Linked DNA regions of Homo sapiens: region 1 is linked to region 2. A link is a loop called in an ENCODE intact Hi-C map of the cell type or tissue named here. Cell type or tissue: IMR-90. All regions are shown on one strand. Links, peaks and the distances in the headings refer to the core of each region. The heading gives the core; the rest is flanking DNA. Region 1 has its middle 35 kb from the start of LINC01937. Region 2 overlaps LINC01107 (long intergenic non-protein coding RNA 1107).

Region 1 (8,955 bases), core at 550-8,549, 160 kb after region 2:
CAGTTGATTTTTATGTTATAATTATTTACATGGATCCTAAGTTGGAACTATAGAACAATGTTATATTCAGAGAAGTCCAGCTTCTCTCCCTGTCCCCTCTATCTTTCTACAGGTAATTTTGTGAAAATGTATGTTTTATCCTTCTATCTCAAAATAAAAGCAAATATTTATTTTCATATTCTCCTATTTTTTCAACACATGGTAACATATCAACTTGAAGATACCACAGTTATCCACTTTGTTTTTTCTTTTAAGAATGTGTCCTAAGTGTCACATCAAAGCAGTATATATAAATATTCTTCATTGCTTTTTATAGTTGTATAGTACTCTATTGTGTAGATATACCATAGTTTATTCAGCTAGTACCCTTCGATAGACCTTTAGGTTGTTCCCAGTCTTTTGCTATTATAAACAGTGTTACAGTGATTCATCTTATGCATATATGTTTGTGTATTTTTCCCAATCTATATTTTGGGTATATTTCTAGAAGTGGAATTGCTGGGTCAAGGGTTAAATGAATTTGAAGTTTTGCTAGGTATTTTGAAATTCCTCTCCATAGGGGAATTTGCATTTTGCATTCTCATCTACAATGTATGAGAGTGACCATTTTTCCAGCCTTGCCAAAATATTTTGTCCAACATTGTAAAACCCAACACAGTTTCAAATCCAACAGTTTGATCACTGTGCTTTGAAAAACCCTGGAATGTTTGATTTAACATACCTATAACCTTTTAATATACAAATAACTAAATAACTTGCAACTTGAACGAACACTTAATTATAGAAATTAACAAGTTAATGAAAAGGACAGGAACTTTAAACACATACATTTATAAAAAACAACTTGAAGAGCGAAGTGCACTTTCTACCTCCATTGAGGGCATCATCATTTCTTATAGCATGCTGCCCATCTTGCAACTGTCCTTGTTGTTGGGTCCAGTCGATGCTCTTGCCTTACTTCTGACTCTTTACAGCTTCCCCTTGCAGCTGCTTACGATTATCACCTGGGAGCCTAATCCTTTCCTTAGCAGGGCCCATAATCACTCCTTTATTTGGGAATCTGGACTTGTACCTTCTGATCTTTCCACTTGTCCAGATTTCCTTTTGTCCTGCTGTGCACAGCCCCATGCTTTCTGCTCTACCTTCTCCCTTCTGCCATCCCTTGCTTCATGTGCCATTCTGCCTTGAACCATATGGGGGGCACTGGAGACACCTAGATCCTGGGGACTCCAAGTCAAGGGCATAGGTCAGAGTAGGAATATGCCTTACCTACGTCTGTGGTTCTGCCAGTGCTGATGTTAAGTTTTACCTTAGCCTATGTTAGCCATCTATCATTTCCACCGTCAGTGTTTTCACTTAAAACTCCATGTTTTTCCTTCATGCTTATTTCCAGTATCAATTTAAGATTACAAAATGAATTCATGGTCATTGTAGAATATTTGGAAAATAAAATATAAAATTACAGAAAAAATATATGAGTGCAATGACCAGATGTGGCATTTAATATCTTGCATGTTTTCTTCTGAGTATTTTCTATGCTTTTAAACATAATTGAGATAATAGTGCACATGCATATTTTTATTCTTCTTTTTTGTCTATTTATTGCTGTTTCAGAGAGCACATGGTTTTATTTATTAATGGCACTGTTCTTTTTCATAATTTCTTGATTTATTTTTTATTCTGTATTATTTCCTTCCTTTTGTATTTTCAAATTAGAAATATTTGTCCCCTTTTTTTACTGTCTTAGTTGAATGTATAGATGATTTATTGTTATTATTTTTATTCAAAATGAAATTTCAGAACTTATTTTTCTTACCCCCAAAGTAATAGATTTTTACCGAAGTCAGAAAATATAGTAGCCAAACCAATGATAATCCCACTCACTGAGAAGCAACTGCTGGTAGCTTTCAGAGTCTATTTATGTTTAAGTATGCTTTCCCACTAAAAGTTTCACTTATGATTTCACCTAACTACATTTTATGAACATTTTCAATACCAATATATGCATTGCTTCAACATTGTTTTAATGGCTACATACTATCTTATTGTGTAAAATTTTTATTTAATTGAATTCATGTTTCTAGATGGTTGTTTCTATTCTCATACTTCCTCCTTAGAAACAGTTTTGTTATTAACATCTTTTGTGATATATTTTTTGGACATGGCTTACATTTGGAGAAAAAGAGTATTGAATTTCTAGAAGTAGAATGGGCCACTTCATGGGCTAAAGCAGCAGTCCCCAACCTTTTTGGGACCAGGGACCGGTTTTGTGGAAGACAATTTTTCCACAGATGGGGCTGGGGGATGGTTTTGGGATGATTCAAGTGCATTACATTTATTATTAGATTCTCATAAGGAGCTTGCAACCTAGATCCCTCACATGTGTAGTTCACAATAGGGTTTGCACTCCTATGAGAATTGAATGCCACTGCTGATCTGACAGTAGGCGGAGCGCCGCTAGCCCACCACTCACCTCCTGCTGTGCAGCCAGGTTCCTAACAGGCTGTGGACCAGTACTGCTCCATGGCCCAGGGACTGCGGACCCTTGGGCTAAAGGGCCTATTTTTGGAGCTTCTACTGCATGTGTGTATTGCCAGTCTTCAGTTCAGAATAATTTTCATGTCTACCTAGTCTTCAGGATAGTATTGATTTGCCTTCTCACGTTTTTCACCAATCTGGGACACTACATTTCATAGACCTTTCCTTTATCGTAGGAAAACATGTCATTTAAAAAAATTATTAATGAGATTAAACTTTCCCCTACTTTATATAGTATGCATATTCGTGTGCTTAGCACACCTTATTCCATAGCTTATTGAATTTTAAATGCAATCTCTATATGAAGACCATTAACAATTTGTATTTATATTGTTTCCATTTCATCATTTCCCTTTTTATTTCATCGTTGACATAAAGAAGTCTTACATGTTTAGGTTGACTTATCTATCAGTTTTTCTCTTACAGTTTTTGCCTTGGGGTCACCTTGAAATTCTCCATCCCATCTATGGTCATATAAATATTCGATTATCATCTATTTTAAGAGTTTTATAATCTTTTCTTTAATATTTAATATGTTAATCACAATTGAAATGATTTTAGTTTAAGACACAGATTAATTATAAATGTTAGTACCTAAACTCCACTTAGTAACTAACTCATGCTTTCCCCATTGATTTGCAATGCCACCATTACTGTGCATTCACTGTCTTTACATAGATATAGCATAGGAAGCCCTTGGAAATTAAAGAACAAACTTGAGTCAGAGGTGTAAGAAGTAGCTGTGAAGTTTCACCTGCAATCATCTCTGGGATTCAGGATGTATTTCCTCTGGGAAATGCAGGGCTACTCTCTGAGTGTCCGTCATACCTGGGGCACGTCTTCCTGGTCCTCAGTTCTTCCTGGTCCTCAGGGCATGGTCAGTGGTTGCTCAGTTGATCCTGACTCCAGCCTCTTCATCTTCAAACCAGTATCAATTGTCTTTCTTTTTCTTCTTCCTAGGTTTAGATTTCAAGGTTCCAGAGGGTGAGATTCATTTTTTTTCCTCCCACAACCTAACCACCCAATGCACAAACCCCCTTTCTTAGGATGGGCTCCCCCAGTAGCAGCCCCTGAGACAAGGATTTGAGCACAAGTAATTATTTTGAGGGTGATTCCAGGAAGCACTGTTGGGTGAATGCAGAATGAAAGATCGGAAAAATGCAAGAAGGAGCATCATTGACTGCTGTGGGGGCTGGGCCCAATCCCACGGGGGACCTCCGGCCAATTATAGAATGTGCATCAGTGTTGGCCAACCTGAGGAGTAAGAAAGTTGGGGTCTTTACCCACCAACTCTTGTCAGTCACTGGGTGAGGGTTGTTCCCAGGGGTGCCTTTAACTCCCTGGTATTTCTGGCTTGATCCTCCTTGCAGAGAAAGCCTTAAGACAGAGCTGCAAGCACCTCCAGTTGGAGGCCGCGGGGGCCTATGGGCAGGTCACCAACTGTGACTGCTGAAGTCCACCCCTTGAAAGCATCCCTGACTGATTGTTGTTCAGCTCCCACTGAAAATGCTTTCAAGTTGGGATAATTCGAGATGGACTTTGGCATGGGTGGGCAACTCTCTTTAGAAAGTCTTTCCCTATACTGAGCCCAAAATGTTGTTCATAAATCTTCCACATGTTGTTCGAATTCTGCCATCTGGGGGAAAAAAGTGTAAAAAATATTTTCCAGACATATTTGAGAAATTACCCAGAAACACCAGACTTGACCCTCTTGCACAAACTAGGGCATAATACTAAGTTGCACAACTCTGAATGTCTGCCTCATCCTCTATGTTTGTCCATTGTTGTCATTGCTTAGAACAGCCAGGATGACGCTTGTGCGGGTGGAGGCTAAGGAAAGGCAACTAGATTCTACTTCAGTAGTGTGGGTGAGGAGAAGGTCAACTTAGCCAATGAGCACCTTGATTATGTCAGTTGCTCCAGGGAGTTGGGGAAAAACATACACGGTCTGACTAATCCATGAGTCATATGAATGTTTATTCTCATTTTCAGATTTTTAAAAACTCACAAATGCTTCCCTCCCACAAGCAAACAGTTGCCGTTTTTTGTTCTAGAAGACTGTAGACCAGCCAATTCTATCATAATTTTAATCTCTTACCACATACTAATGGAATACATGCATTTAATTTGGCCTAGAGCAAGATGGGCTCCCAAGGCAAAATCTGACTTGAATCTGTTCCCTTCCTTTCTTCACAAGCAAATCCCAGGAGGCAGTTGCAAGGAGCTCAGCACTCAGAGCCACCCCTTGACAAGTTCACAAGCCAATGATGCTGGGAAGGAATTTACACTTTGCATTCGCTGGCTTTTCTTCAAATATTTGGGTGGAGCACTTGCATCTCGTATTTTAGTGACAAGGAGGGTGATAAATGAGATCATAAACTAAGTTCTGTTGTCATCACTTTACCAAAGTTGAGTAGGATTAATTACAAAGAATCTGAGCTGAGAGTACCCCTCAAGGTCAGAAGTTGACTGCAGTGGCCTTCAGTCTTGCAAGACGTTCCATGAAACCAGAAGAATCTTATTTCTACCATTTTAGTTGACTCACATTCACAGGTCAGCAGGGAGACCTGAGTCTGGAATTTGGAGTTAATTTCTGGCCTAGGAATTAGAGGCCAGGCTGCACAAACCTGCAATAGGAAGATCTAATTTACAAAGGCAATCCCATCCTCCCTGGTAGTGTGCACCTGCATCCTCGGCCCCTAACACATGTGTTCCCAAGGCCACCTTCTCCATGAGCCCCGGACTCTCCATCACCCCACAGCTGGGCACTGCTGCTGGCTAGATCTCCAAGCTCACTGGACTGAGCAGGGCTGGGTTCGCAGTGTGGGCCTTGCTCAGAGGAATTGCAGAGGTGTCCTGAACACTCTTGAGTTCTGTTGGTGATGAGATTGGCTGCTTGTTTTCGAGAACTGAGAGTTTTCATTCATGTTGTCAGTCTCATTCATTATCTATTTTTTTATTAAAAAATGGAAATTTCATTAACTCAAAATGAAAATGTCCATTGCCATACATTATTGGGGACAGATGTTCAATTTCAAAGCATGCATAAGTGTACTGTATTTTCCAACAGGGGGTAGGAGCCAGACACTCCTAAGAGCCCTTGCCAATCAGCAGCGCCCCCTGCCCCACACCCACTGCCAACACACACACTGTGGCCAGATTTGCTGTCATGGAGCCCAGAGTCCTGGGATCTAAAGGGGGTCATCTGCCTGGCCTGACCTCAAATCCTACCCTGATGCTGTCCTCAAGAATGGGTGTTTTCTGAGGTTCGGTGTCTGTCTGTCTCTGCCCTGGCTGCCCTTTCTCCCTCCACAGCCCCATCTATCTCCTGATGAACACTTTCTGTTACACTCGGCCACCCTCCTCAGCCTCAGCCGAGAGGATGGGGTGAGAGGAGAGGACACAGATAATATATACAGTCTATTATATCTCAGCTATAATAGATAAAATTTTCACAATAATGACCCCCTAACTTGTGTGACCAGCCCCCAGGCTAAAGTGATCTTGGGCCAATGGCACTAATAGCTGTCAGGCAGTGGGATGGGCTACTTCTTGAGCTGGAAATGGTGCCACTGCACGGATCTGTGGTGCCTTCATGGCAGGCACATGACACCTATGCAGCCCTGGCAAACAGCAGTGTCCTCAAGGGAACTGTCTCTCTCTGCGACGTCTGGGTAGGGGCACCGTGACATGCCACAGGGAGCGGTACTCCATGAGAGCAAAGGACACATGTAGGCTTAGCAAGGAAACTCACCAGTGTGACCTCAGTGTTCAGAGAGCAGGTGCGAAATCGGCTTCATGAGCTGCCTGAGTCAAGAGTAGCTCAGGGCTGATGGATGCCCATGCACCATGATGAGGTTATCTAGAACAGAAAATACAAGCATAGCTAGAGATGAAAGAAGGAATAAGAAAACACATACGGGAAGGACTGCTAAGAGGCAGGAAGAGACACAAAGGGGGCCTGGTGTGAGGAGGAAATGTGGTTTTGAAGTCAAAGACAGTCACTCCAGAATTTAAAGTCCTGTCAAAGGCAAAACAGGTCCTTCGGGAAGCTCCCTCGTGATGTGGAGTGGGAGCCCGGAGGCCTCCAGAATGCATAGGGACGAGGCAAAAGGGTGGATGGGATTTTAAACAAGAGGAGAATAAAAGGATACTGCATATGGGGGAACGTCTGAACTATGGGTGTCCTCAAGGCAGAGCCAGACTCCACGGGATGAAAACCATATTCAGAGACACAGCAGGGCAGCAAGATGGGTCTGCAGAAGCTCCCCCAGCACCTGCTAAATCAACAGAAATAGAATACAGAAAGAAACACATCCCTCGACATACACCAATAAAACACTTAAGCTGCAAGGAAGAAGGGATCTTTCAAACACTTAGGTCAAAAAACAACAGCACCACAAGGAAAAAGCTCTGAAGGCCTGAGGCTTCCCCTTGGCTGCACACAGATGCATAAACTGCTTATCACATGAAGCAACAGGAAGACCACCTTTGGTGTACAGGCATTAAGAAGACTGGTGGCTGCCGCTCTTCCTCGTGTCTGCTGATGAAAAGGCATAGCAGAGAAGAGATCGACCCAAGTGGCCCAGAATGAGGCTCACAACAAAATCCCCGTTGATAAGACAAGAAAAAAACCAAGCTATGACACAGAGGAGACATTATTTTCATTATTTGAGGATGATCTGAGTTATTGTCTTTCCAGGGACAACTTAAAAATGACTAGAACGGATATGAGTTCAGGAGGTGGCTGGTAACAAAACATCCATGTCTAAGCATCTGTGATTTTTCTAGATGCTCCATGTATCGGCAAAACCAAGTTTAGATCCTCAGAGTGAAGGATCAACTCTGCTGTCTGTATGTATGCATGTATGTGTATACTTATTTTGAATACATATATACCTGTTCACTTATTATTTTTTTCTGAAATTGGGATGTTTTCATGACCATTACATATATTAAATATAATAGCCTTTTTTTTCCTGGAAAGGTGACATCAAGTTAATGGTGCATTTTCTAATCAACATTGTTTTTGAATGAAGGAAATGTGACTCAGTTGAGAAAATGCATTTGGCCAGGCACGGTGGCTCATGCCTGTGATCCCAGCACTTTGGGAGGCCCTAAGGTGGGCAGGTCTCTTGAGTCCAAGAGTTTGAGGCCACCCTAGGCAAAATGGTGAAACACCATGTCTGCAAAAATTACAAAAAATTAGCTTGACATGGTGGTGGGCGCCTGTAGTCTCAGCTACTCAGGAGGCTGAGGTGGTAGGATCGCTTGAGGCCAGTAGTTTGAGTCTGCAGTGAGCTGAGACTGTGTGATTGCAACACTGCACCCCAGCCTGGGCAACAGAGCAAGACCCTGTCTCAAAAAAAAAAAAAAAAAAGAAGAAGAAAGAAAAATGCATTTTATTTGCAAGAGTTACAGAATGATGAAGTGCAGAGTGTCATAAATCAGGAGGTGCGTGAGAGCAGTGGCAGAGCCCTCTTCAGCATGAGACCTGGAAGGGACGAGGCAGCCCCTGCTCTGGGCAAGGACTTCATGTTTAACATGCCAGGTCTCTGGGGAGGGCACTCTGATGTGTTGTGGATAGAATTCCAATTAAAATGCCAAAAGTCTACTTGGGGGGAACAAAATGATATTGAGTTCACTTGGTAGAATGACTGTGCAAGAACAGTCGGGAGCCTGGAAAATAACAACGTGAAGTGGCCCCGGGTCCAAAATATCAACACGCCTTAGAACCAGAGTAATGAGAGGAGCACGGCACTGGTGCTGACAGAAAATAGAATCAGAGCGAAGCATTGATGGTTCAGAAATGACTCAAGATATGTAAGTATTTATCACATGAAAAGGGAGAATGAAATCCGTGCGGAAAAGAGCGGATTGTGCAATAAATGTTACTGGCATAGGTGGTTACAGTTTTGGGGGAAAAAAATTAAAGTTGGATTCTTACCTCACAGTGAAATACATTCCAGATGGCTTAAAGAGATAAGTGTAACACAAATGAAATGGTAAAGGAATTTGAGGGGAATATTGGTGAATATTTTTACACTCCGGGGGTGAAAAAGGCGTCTCTTAGCATAACACCTAAGTTAGAAAACAGAATGGAAAAGTTATATTACTCTATATAAACGTGAAACTTCCATATGTGACTTGCAAAGGCAAATGAAACACTGACGTCACTATTTGCAGCAAGAAACGAAGAAACAAAGAATTTCTACCTTTAATTTATAACAACACGGCCCTTGCCCTCAGCCAGCGCTATTATCGGTGCTTTCTGTAGTCATGGATTTAATCCTTCAGCTGGCGGGGGGCGGTGAGCCCCACTGCTCAACGAGGAGCTGGAGACACGACGACATTCAGGAACTTGCCTGAGAGCTCCCAGAAATCAGCAGCTCACAACATAAGAAGGGCAAAGGAATC
Region 2 (8,955 bases), core at 664-8,663:
CTTGGGGCTTGTGCTTGTTCAGCCAATAGCTCCGTGGGGCCAAGGGAGAGGTTGGCCCTGTGGGATCCCCTGGTTCCTGAACTGCAATTCTTGGGTCACTTTTTACTAAGCAAAATTACTGGAATATCCTGGATGTTAGGATGTCCTAGGAGGCTTTATCCTGGGGTGACTTTGCACCCTCCCAAGCCTTTGTTTCCTTCCTTTGTCAAGCTGGTGACCGGGCACTCCGTGTGTCTTTCTGTGGCCGCAGGTTCTTACTATGGCTCCCAGGCAGGTCACCCCATGACTTAGGGAGCTGTCGCTAGCTGAAGCCTGGTCGGGGGCAGGGTGGGTGGTTCAGCCAAGCTCTCTATATCTATTCTAGAGGTCCCAGGAGGTCTGCTGTGAGCCCCATCACAGTCCCATGCCCCTTCCTGCTGAAAGTCACAAATGTTGCCACGCATGAGTTGTTGCTGAGGCTCCTCAGGGAAAGCCCGTCCCACGCCGGTGCTGCCCTTGGCTTCTCCCTCCGTTTTGTTCTGGCGTCGGTGTGATAGGTTCTACTTACATCCTCCAGAATTAGGCAACATTCTCTATTTCTAGTGCTCTAGGAAATATGTTCATAGTTCCATACTTACTTTGTTAATTTAATGGGATTTGTGGCAGAAGATGTAAACGCTTCAGTCTGCCATTTTGAATGGGAAGTCAAGTGAATTTTAAAGACAGGAAGAAAGGCTACAATTTGGCTGGGCGTGGTGGCTCATGCCTGTCATTCCAGTGCTCTGGGAGGCCGAGGGGGGAAGATCGTTTGAGCCCAGAGGTTTCAGACCAGCCTGGGTAACATAGTGAGACCTTGTCTCAAAAAAAATTATATTAAAAAAAGAGTACAGTTTAAGGAACCACACAAATGCAGATTCTCTTAGACAGCTACAATTATTGTGGTTGAATAATATTTTGAAATATTAAGTGATTTAACTTGCCCAGCATGTCCTGTTGCCTTTTTTTAAATCAAGGGTTTTTTTCTACCCTGTTATTGGAAAGAGTGGTGGCCTGAGGAAGAGAAGACACAGCTGATCTTGAAAAGGGAAGTCGTCAGTCCATGGCTTTGTGGGCTGCCAGCATGGGGTTTCCTGGGATACTGGCCAACAATGGCTGCACCTGCAGCTGCTCTTGCCACGCTCAGTCCCCCGCGTGGACCATGGCCCAGGCCTCTATCAGTGTCTGGAAGGCGCCGGAGAGCAGTGCGGGTCTGATTTGGGCTTGTGCCTCTTTCTCTCTCTCTTTTTTTTTTTTTTTTTTTTGAGATGGAGTCTTGCTCTGTCATCCAGGCTGGAGTGCAGTGCTATGATCTTGGCTCAGGGCAACCTCTGCTTCCCGGGTTCAAACTATTCTCCTGCCTCAGCCTACGGAGTAGCTGGGACTGCAGGTGCGTGCCACCACACCTGGCTAATTTTTTTTTTTTTTGTATTTTTGGTAGAGATGGGGTTTCACTGTGTTAGCCAGGATGGTCTCGATCTCCTGACCTCGTGATCTGCCCATCTCGGCCTCCCATAGTGCTGGGATTACAGGTGTAAGCCATCGCGCCCAGCCTCTGGGCTTGTGCCTCTCAACAGTCTCAAGCGATGTCCTGGCATGAGGGATGGTGCCTCCAGGACTCTGCTTCTTGGTCCTGGAGCTGGAGATTTTCAGGGGCCGATGGGCTCTGCCCTCTTCTGCTCTCAATTTTTGTCCATCAGGTGGGCTTGGCAAGTCCCCTTGACCTTTCTCAGGAAAACTTTGGTCCGTCTGGCCCTCCCCGACCTCCCCCCAGTGTCTGCTCCCTGCAAGGTTTCTCATGCCTTCCTACACACGCTCACCTGGAATGCAGCCCTGCCCTTTTGTATCATGAATGTCCAGAGTAGGCACTGGCTCGAGGAGAATTGGTGAACACGCTAAGTAACTTCCCCAAAACTGACAACAGGCACTGTAATTCCAGTTAGTGCACTGATCCCTGTGCAGAGATTCCAGATCTGGAGACTGTATGTGGCAGAATTTATCATTTGACATGTGTGGCATTTCAAATAAGTAGGGAGAATTGAATACAAGATTTTAGATCACTGGCTCTCCATAGAGAAAACCATGTTACCTAAAAAGTAACATCTTTCTGCCAGTCCATACGTACAATACATTCCATACGTACAATACATTTCATATGTACAATGCATTCCATACACACAATACATTCCAGCTGCGTTAAAGATTTAGGTGTAATAAAAAAAAACCTGAAAAATTCCAGAAGGACATATAGAGAGTATTTTTGTCTCCTTGGGGAGGGCAAGGTATTTTTAGCCAAGACATAGAAATTACTGATATTAGGAACACGTTGGAGCCAATCCTGGTGTCCTGGAAACTGACCCAGCACAGATTGACTTCTTTTTCAGGCTACGTGTTTTGTGGAGGTCGGCAGGGGCTCTGCTCTACCGAGACACCCAGGACCCAGGCTGATCGAGACTCTACCATCTGGGAGAGTAGAGCAGCAGAAGGGACCCCTGGGGGCTCACGCACTGTTTCTTCTGTATTTTGGCCCAGAGGTGACACACACCACTCTTGCCCAAACTGGTCCAGAACCAGTCACATGCTCCTGCTCTGGCTGTGTGGTAAGAACGCAGGACAATGTGGAGACTGGGTTGAATGCTGAGGAATGTTACTCTCCCTGCCACAGACTCTCTCCTGATACATTCTGACGTCAGAGGGGATGGTGACTTTCCTGGGAAGTGTTAACTAGCAGAATTGATCTGAGATGTAAGAATTCCAAAGAGATGCATAAGAAGACAAGGGAAAGGTTTCTAAGATTTACCTTCCAGACTGGATCCCATCCCAGATGGTTTTATTGAAAGGATAACCAGTGCATGTGTCTGTCTGGGGGGAGGGACAGGATGCTTCCAAAATGGACTTGAGGGCTGGATGCCAGGTGTGGAATCAATGAAACTCAGGGGGCAGGAAGTGCATGGCATTAGGGGCTGGGTGTTGGGCCACCCGGACCTGCTCTCTAGTTCTTCCAAATCTAGTGAGAGGCTGCTCAGACCCTGTCACTTCTGCTGTAGAAGCTGATTACCCAGAATTGTGCTCCCAACAGACTAAATGTAGCAGGGGAGCTGTGATTCCCCATAAGAAACTGGGGAACATGGGGTGCTGTCACAGGCTGAGAAAATGAACTCTTGGCAGCCAAAGAGGAATTAAAGAAAGCAGAGAGAGACAGAGAGAGAGAGAGACACCCATGGGGCATAAGGCTGGAAACTGTCAGAGAATATGACAGGGAGGCATGACAAGCTAGCAGTTCATAGAGTGAAGCTAAGGAAATCACAGGAAAATGGGTGTTATTTATAAATGTACATACTTGGTCCAGAACAGTGGTTCACGTCGGTAATCCCAGCACTTTGGGAGGCTGAGGTGGGAGGATCACTTGAGGTTAGGAGTTTGAGACCAGCCTTGGAAACATAGCAATACCCCATCTCTATTAAAATAGTAATTTAAAAAATTAGCCAGGCATGATGGTGCACCTGCAGTCCCAGCTACTTGCGAGGCTGGGGTGGGAGGATCGCTTGAGCCTGGGAGGTTGAGGCTGCAATGAGCCATGACGGCACCACTGCACTCCCACCTGGGTGCCAGAGTGGGACCTTATTTCTGAATAAAAAGTACATGCTTAAAATTAAAGGGGCTTCTTGTTAATCATTGGAAATGGATATAATCCAAAGTCCGTAGCTACTAGGCACCTACCACCTTCATCATCATGGTACCATTTGAAGCTCCCCTCTGTGCTGGGGACCAATGGCTCTGAGACCATCATGGCTGTGCCTGGCAGTGCAGGAGCAGAGAGCTGACATGTGTGTCCCTCAATCAGAGACATGGATAAGATGGCACCCTGATGGGAGGGTGAGGGTCCAGAGAGCCAGTAAATCCACAGCCATGTGGCCGGTCATGGAACAAGATTGGCCAAGAAAGAAGGTTTTAGAAGGTAAGAGGTTCATTTCAGATCTTCCCTTAAAGGTGCCCTGAGGCATCTTTTTTAACAAGAGCACCAAAGAGGAGGTTTCTGGTAGGCAGCTCGCTCCTGAACGCTGAGCAGAACGGGCCGGCCATGCCAGGTGCTGCTTTGCTTTGTTTGAACAAAGGTCCTGGGGTCCTCACAGTGAGACACGGTTCTCACTTCCCATCTCTGCTCTCAAGGCCTTTGTGATCTTTGTGCTATCCTACTGAAGACAGGTAGAGGAGAGGAACAGAGGACCCCAAACAAGTCCCTGTTCAGCCTGGACACCTGGGAAAGGGAGGAGTGTGGAAGAGGGAAGGAAGTTAGCTGGGGGACAGTGAACACCAATGTATGTGCAGATTCAATCAGCAGCGATCTGTGAGTCAGAGGCTCTCAACATGCTCCAAAGCAAAGCTGGGTAAACACTGCCACTTTTTGTTTGCGTTGAGTTAGCTGCCTGCAAGCATATTAGGAAACCCTGACAAAGAGCATTCTAAATGCATGTGGTGCCTTTGAGTTTATTTGTCTCAATTTATTCCAGTTACATTTGAGCATGACATGATTATACATCTCACACTGACTGAAGACTGTGGGCCTGCGTGGCAGGCAGGGGAAGAAGGGGGGAGGAAGAGGGTTTCCTAGCGCCATCTAATTTAAAGCACCTTTAGCTGAGTGGTGCAGTGAAAAGGATGTGGCTAAAACAAATAAAAATCATAGCAGGATCAAAGTACACACACAAATTTATTCCTTCTGGAAGCAGCTTCTCTTTCCCTTTCCCCCTCTCTCCTTCCCTTGTTTTCCCCTCCTTTGAGTCCCAGCGATTCTTTCATGGCAGAACTCCAGGATGGCCTCGTCTCCTTGCAGCACAATCACAGTTTCATCTCTGATTGATGGGGCGAAGGCACCGGCACCGCGGGTTTGAAGGAGATCTAAGGGCCTTCCTAATTTCATGGTGGGCATGTGAAGTGTCACATTAATCAGCGCTCTTTATGAGCAGTTCAAAGAGTCATAGATGTTGGGAAGGTGGCTGTTTGAAGCACAGAGCCAAGGGATTTCAGGATTTTATCAACAACCTGGGGGTTCCACCTCCTCTCCCCAGTGCACCTCTTGCCTGACTGCTGGGTGGAATTTTACATGAGAATCATACGGAGCTAAAGGAACCTACGATACCATCCAGTTCCAACCCATACTTTACATAGGAATCAGCAGAGGCTGGGAGTCTCTCTTGGGGTCACACAGAAAGCCATCTAGTCTGGAAGCAGTGGGTTATTCAAGCCTCCTGGTTGCGTGTGACAACTCAAATGAGGTTAAGCACTGATATAGTTTGGCTCTGTGTCCCCAACCAAATCTCATGTCGAATTGTAATTCCCAGTGTTGGGGAAGTGGGCTGGTTGGAGGTGATTGGATCATGGGGGCAGATTTCCCCCTTGCATTCTTGTGATGGTGAATGAGTTCTCAGGAGACCTGGTTGTTTGAAAGTGTGTGGCACCTCCCTCTTTGCTCTCTTCCTCCTTCTCCAGACACATGAAGACGTGCCCGCTTCCCCTTTGCTTTCTGCCATGATTGTAAGTTTCCTGAGGCGTCCCCAGCCCTGCAGAACTGTGAGTAATTTAAACCTCTTTCCTTTATAAATTACCCAGTCTCAGGCAGTTCTTCATAGCAGCATGAGAATGGAATAAAACAGTAAATTGATACTGGGTAGTGGGGCGCTGCTATAAAGATACTAAAAAACGTGGAAGTGACTTTGGAACTGGGTAACAGGCAGAGGTTGGAACAGTTTGGAGGGCTCAGAAGAAGACAGGAAGATGTCTTCCAGGAAAGTTGGAACTTCCTAGAGACTTGTTTAATGGTTTTGACCAAAATGCTGATAGTGATGTGGACAATGAAGTCCTGGCTGAGGTGGTCTCAGATGGAGATGAAGAACTTTTTGGGAACTGGAATAAAGGTGACTCTTGCTACATTTTAGCAAAGAGACTGGCAGTATTTTGCCCTTGCCCTAAAGATCTGTGGAATTTTGAACTTGAGAGAGATGATTTAGGGTATCTGGCAGAAGAAATTTCTGAGCAGCAAAGCATTCAAGAGGTGACTTGGGTGCTGTTAAAAGCATTCAGTTTTATGTACTCACAAATATATGGTTTGGAATTAAAACTTATGTTTAAAAGGGAACCAGAACATAAAACTTAGGAAAATTTGCAGCCTGATGATGCGATAGAAAAGAAAAACCCATTTTTGGAGAAGAAATTCAAGCCAGCTAGATAAATTTGCATCAGTAACGAAAAGCCAAATGTTAATCACCAAGACAATGGGGAAACTGTCTCCAGGGCATGTCAGAGTTCTTCACAGCAGTCCCTCCCATCACAGGCCCAGAGGCCTAGGAGGAAAAAAGGGTTTCACGGGCTAGGCCTAGGGCCTTGCTGCTTTGTGTAGTATAGGGATTTGGTGATAGTGAGTTCCAGCTGTGGCTCAAGGGGCCAACATAGAGCTCAGGCTGTTGCTTCAGAGGGTGCAAGCCCCAAGCCTTGGTGGCTTACACGTGGTCTTGGACCTGTGGGTGTACAGGAGTCAAGAATTGAGGTTTGGGAACCTCAGCTTAGATTTCAGAGGATGTATGGAAATACCTGGATGTACAGGCAGAAGTCTGCTGTAGGGGCAAAGCCCTCATGGAGAACCTCTGCTAGGGCATTGAAGAAGGGAGATGTGGGATTGGAGCCCCCACAGGGAGTCCCCATGGGGGTGCTGCCCGGTTGAACTGTGAGAGGAGGGCCACCGTCCTTCAGACCCCAGAATGGTAGATCCGCTGACAGCTTGCACTGTGCACCTGGAAATGCCTCAGACACTCAATGCCATCTTGTGAAAGCAAAGCCACAGGGGTGAAGCAGTCCAAGGCCATGGGAGCCCACCTCTTGCATCAGCGTGACCTGATGTGAGACATGGAGTTGAAGGAGATTATTCTGGAACTTTAAGGTTTGGTTACTGCCCTGTTGGATTTTGGACTTGGGTGGGGCCTGGAGCCTCTTTGTTTTGGCCAATTTCTCTCATTTGGAATGGGTGTATTTGTCCAATGCCTGTATCTCCATTGTATCTTGGAAGTAATTAACTCACTTTTGATTTTACAGGCTCATAGGCGAAGGAATTTGCCTTGTCTCAGATGAGACTTTAGATTTGGACTTTGGGGATAATGATGGAATGAATTAAGACTTTGGGGGACTGTTGGAAGTACATAATTGTGTTTTGAAATGTGAGGACATATTTTAAAGGGACCATGAATGGAATAACATGTTTTGGCTGTGTCCCACCCAAATCTCATCTTGAATTGTAGTTCTCATAATCCCCATGTGTCATGGGAGGGACCTGGTGGGAGGTAATTAAATCATGGGGGTGTTTATTAGTCTGATCTCACACTGCTATAAAGAACTGCCCAAGACTGGGTAATTTATAAAGAAAGAAGGTTTAAATGACTCATAGTTCTGTGGGGCTGAGGAGGCCTCAAACAACTTACAATCAAAGTGGAAGGAAGTAAACACATCCTTCTTTACAGGATGGCAGGAAGGAGAAGTGCCAAGTAAATGGGGGAAAAGCTCCTTATAAAACCATCAGATCTGAAAACTCACTCACTGTCATGAAAACAGCATGGAGGTAACTCCCTCCATGATTCAGTTACCTCCCACAGGGTCCCTTCTATGACATGTGGGGATTATGGGAGCTACAATTCAAGATGAGATTTGGGTGGGGACATGACCAAACCATATCACTGCACCTCAGGGATGATCCAAGACACCTCCTGGTACAGTGCTCACACCTCAGGGATGACCCAAGACATCTCCTAGTGTAGTGGTCCTACCTCAGGGATGATTCAAGACACCTTGTGGTGCAGTGCTCACACTTCAGAAATGATCCAAGAAACCTCCTGGTGTAGTGATCCTACCTCAGGGATGATCCAAGACATCTCCTGGTGCAGTGCTCACACCTCAGGGATGATTGAAGACACCTCCTGGTGCAGTGCTCCCACCTCAGGGATGATCCAAGACACCTCCTTGTGCAGTGCTCACAATTCAGGGCTGATCCAAGACACCTCCTGATACAGTGCTCACAACTCAGGCATAATCCAAGACACCCCCTGGCACAGTACTCCCTTCTTAGGGATGAGCCAAGACAACTGCTTGTGCAGTGCTCACACCTTAGGCAGAATCCAAGACACTTGCTGGTGCAGTGTTCTGACCTCAAGGATGATAAAATACACTTCCTGGTGCAGTGCTGACAATTCAGGCATCATCCAAGAGACCTTCTGGTGCGGTGCCTACATGTCAGGTTTGATCCAAACATCTCCTGGTGTAGTGCTCTGACCTCGGGGATGATACAAGATACCTCCTGGTGCAGTACTCACACCTCAGGAATGATCCAAGACAACTCCTGGTGCAGTGCTTCCACCTCAGGGATGATCCAAGACACCTCGTGGTGTGGTACTCCCACCTCAAAGATGATCCAAGACTCCTCTTGGGGTAGTGCTCCCACCTAGGGATGATCCAAAACACCTCCTAGTGCAGTGCATACATCTCAGGCATGATCAAAGACACCTCCTGGTGCAGTGCTCAAGCCTTAGGGATGATTCGTGATGCCTTTTGATGTAGTGTTCACACTTCAGGGATGATCCAATACACCTTCTGGTGCAGTGCTCCCTCCACAGGGATGATACAGGACACCTCCTGGTACAATGGTCACACCTCAGAAGTTATTCAAGACAGCTCCTGGTGCAGTGCTCACACCTCAGAGATGAATCAAGACACCTGGTGCAGTGCTCACACCTCAGGGATGAATCAAGACACCTCCTGGTGTAGTGCTCACACCTCAGGGCTGATTCAAGACACCTGGTGCAGCACCTGCACCTCAGAAATGATTCAAGATACCTCCTGGTACAGTGCCTGCACCTCAGGGATGATCTGAGACATCTCCTGATGCAATGTTCACACCCC

What was found. Hi-C counts contacts between places; a loop is a spot of excess contacts. Peaks named below come from ENCODE experiments on the same cell type or tissue, not always from the same donor. Only the 100,000 strongest peaks of a DNase experiment are listed, where the experiment ranks them.
Region 1: a loop joins it to region 2, with 1.8 times the contacts of the local background. A loop is called at or near these places in 3 of 110 quality-filtered maps.

Annotation. Positions count from the first base shown.
Region 1 is chr2:238,680,246-238,689,200 of GRCh38, forward strand. No RefSeq gene overlaps it. Among named protein-coding and RNA genes, the nearest start is that of LINC01937, 35 kb to the right of the region's middle. RefSeq lists an enhancer at 3,577-4,776. In IMR-90, for the core only: no CTCF peak of the experiment used is centred there; a DNase peak (open chromatin) is centred at 4,396; H3K27ac peaks cover 1,489 bases.
Region 2 is chr2:238,525,074-238,534,028 of GRCh38, forward strand. All of the region lies in intron 2 of LINC01107 (long intergenic non-protein coding RNA 1107), which reads right to left. It overlaps LOC124906130 (a long non-coding RNA gene), which reads right to left. Exons shown (of 2, transcript XR_007088215.1): 1 at 7,911-8,955; 2 at 4,708-6,903. Among named protein-coding and RNA genes, the nearest start is that of LINC01107, 26 kb to the right of the region's middle. In IMR-90, for the core only: no CTCF peak of the experiment used is centred there; DNase peaks (open chromatin) are centred at 2,688 and 4,388.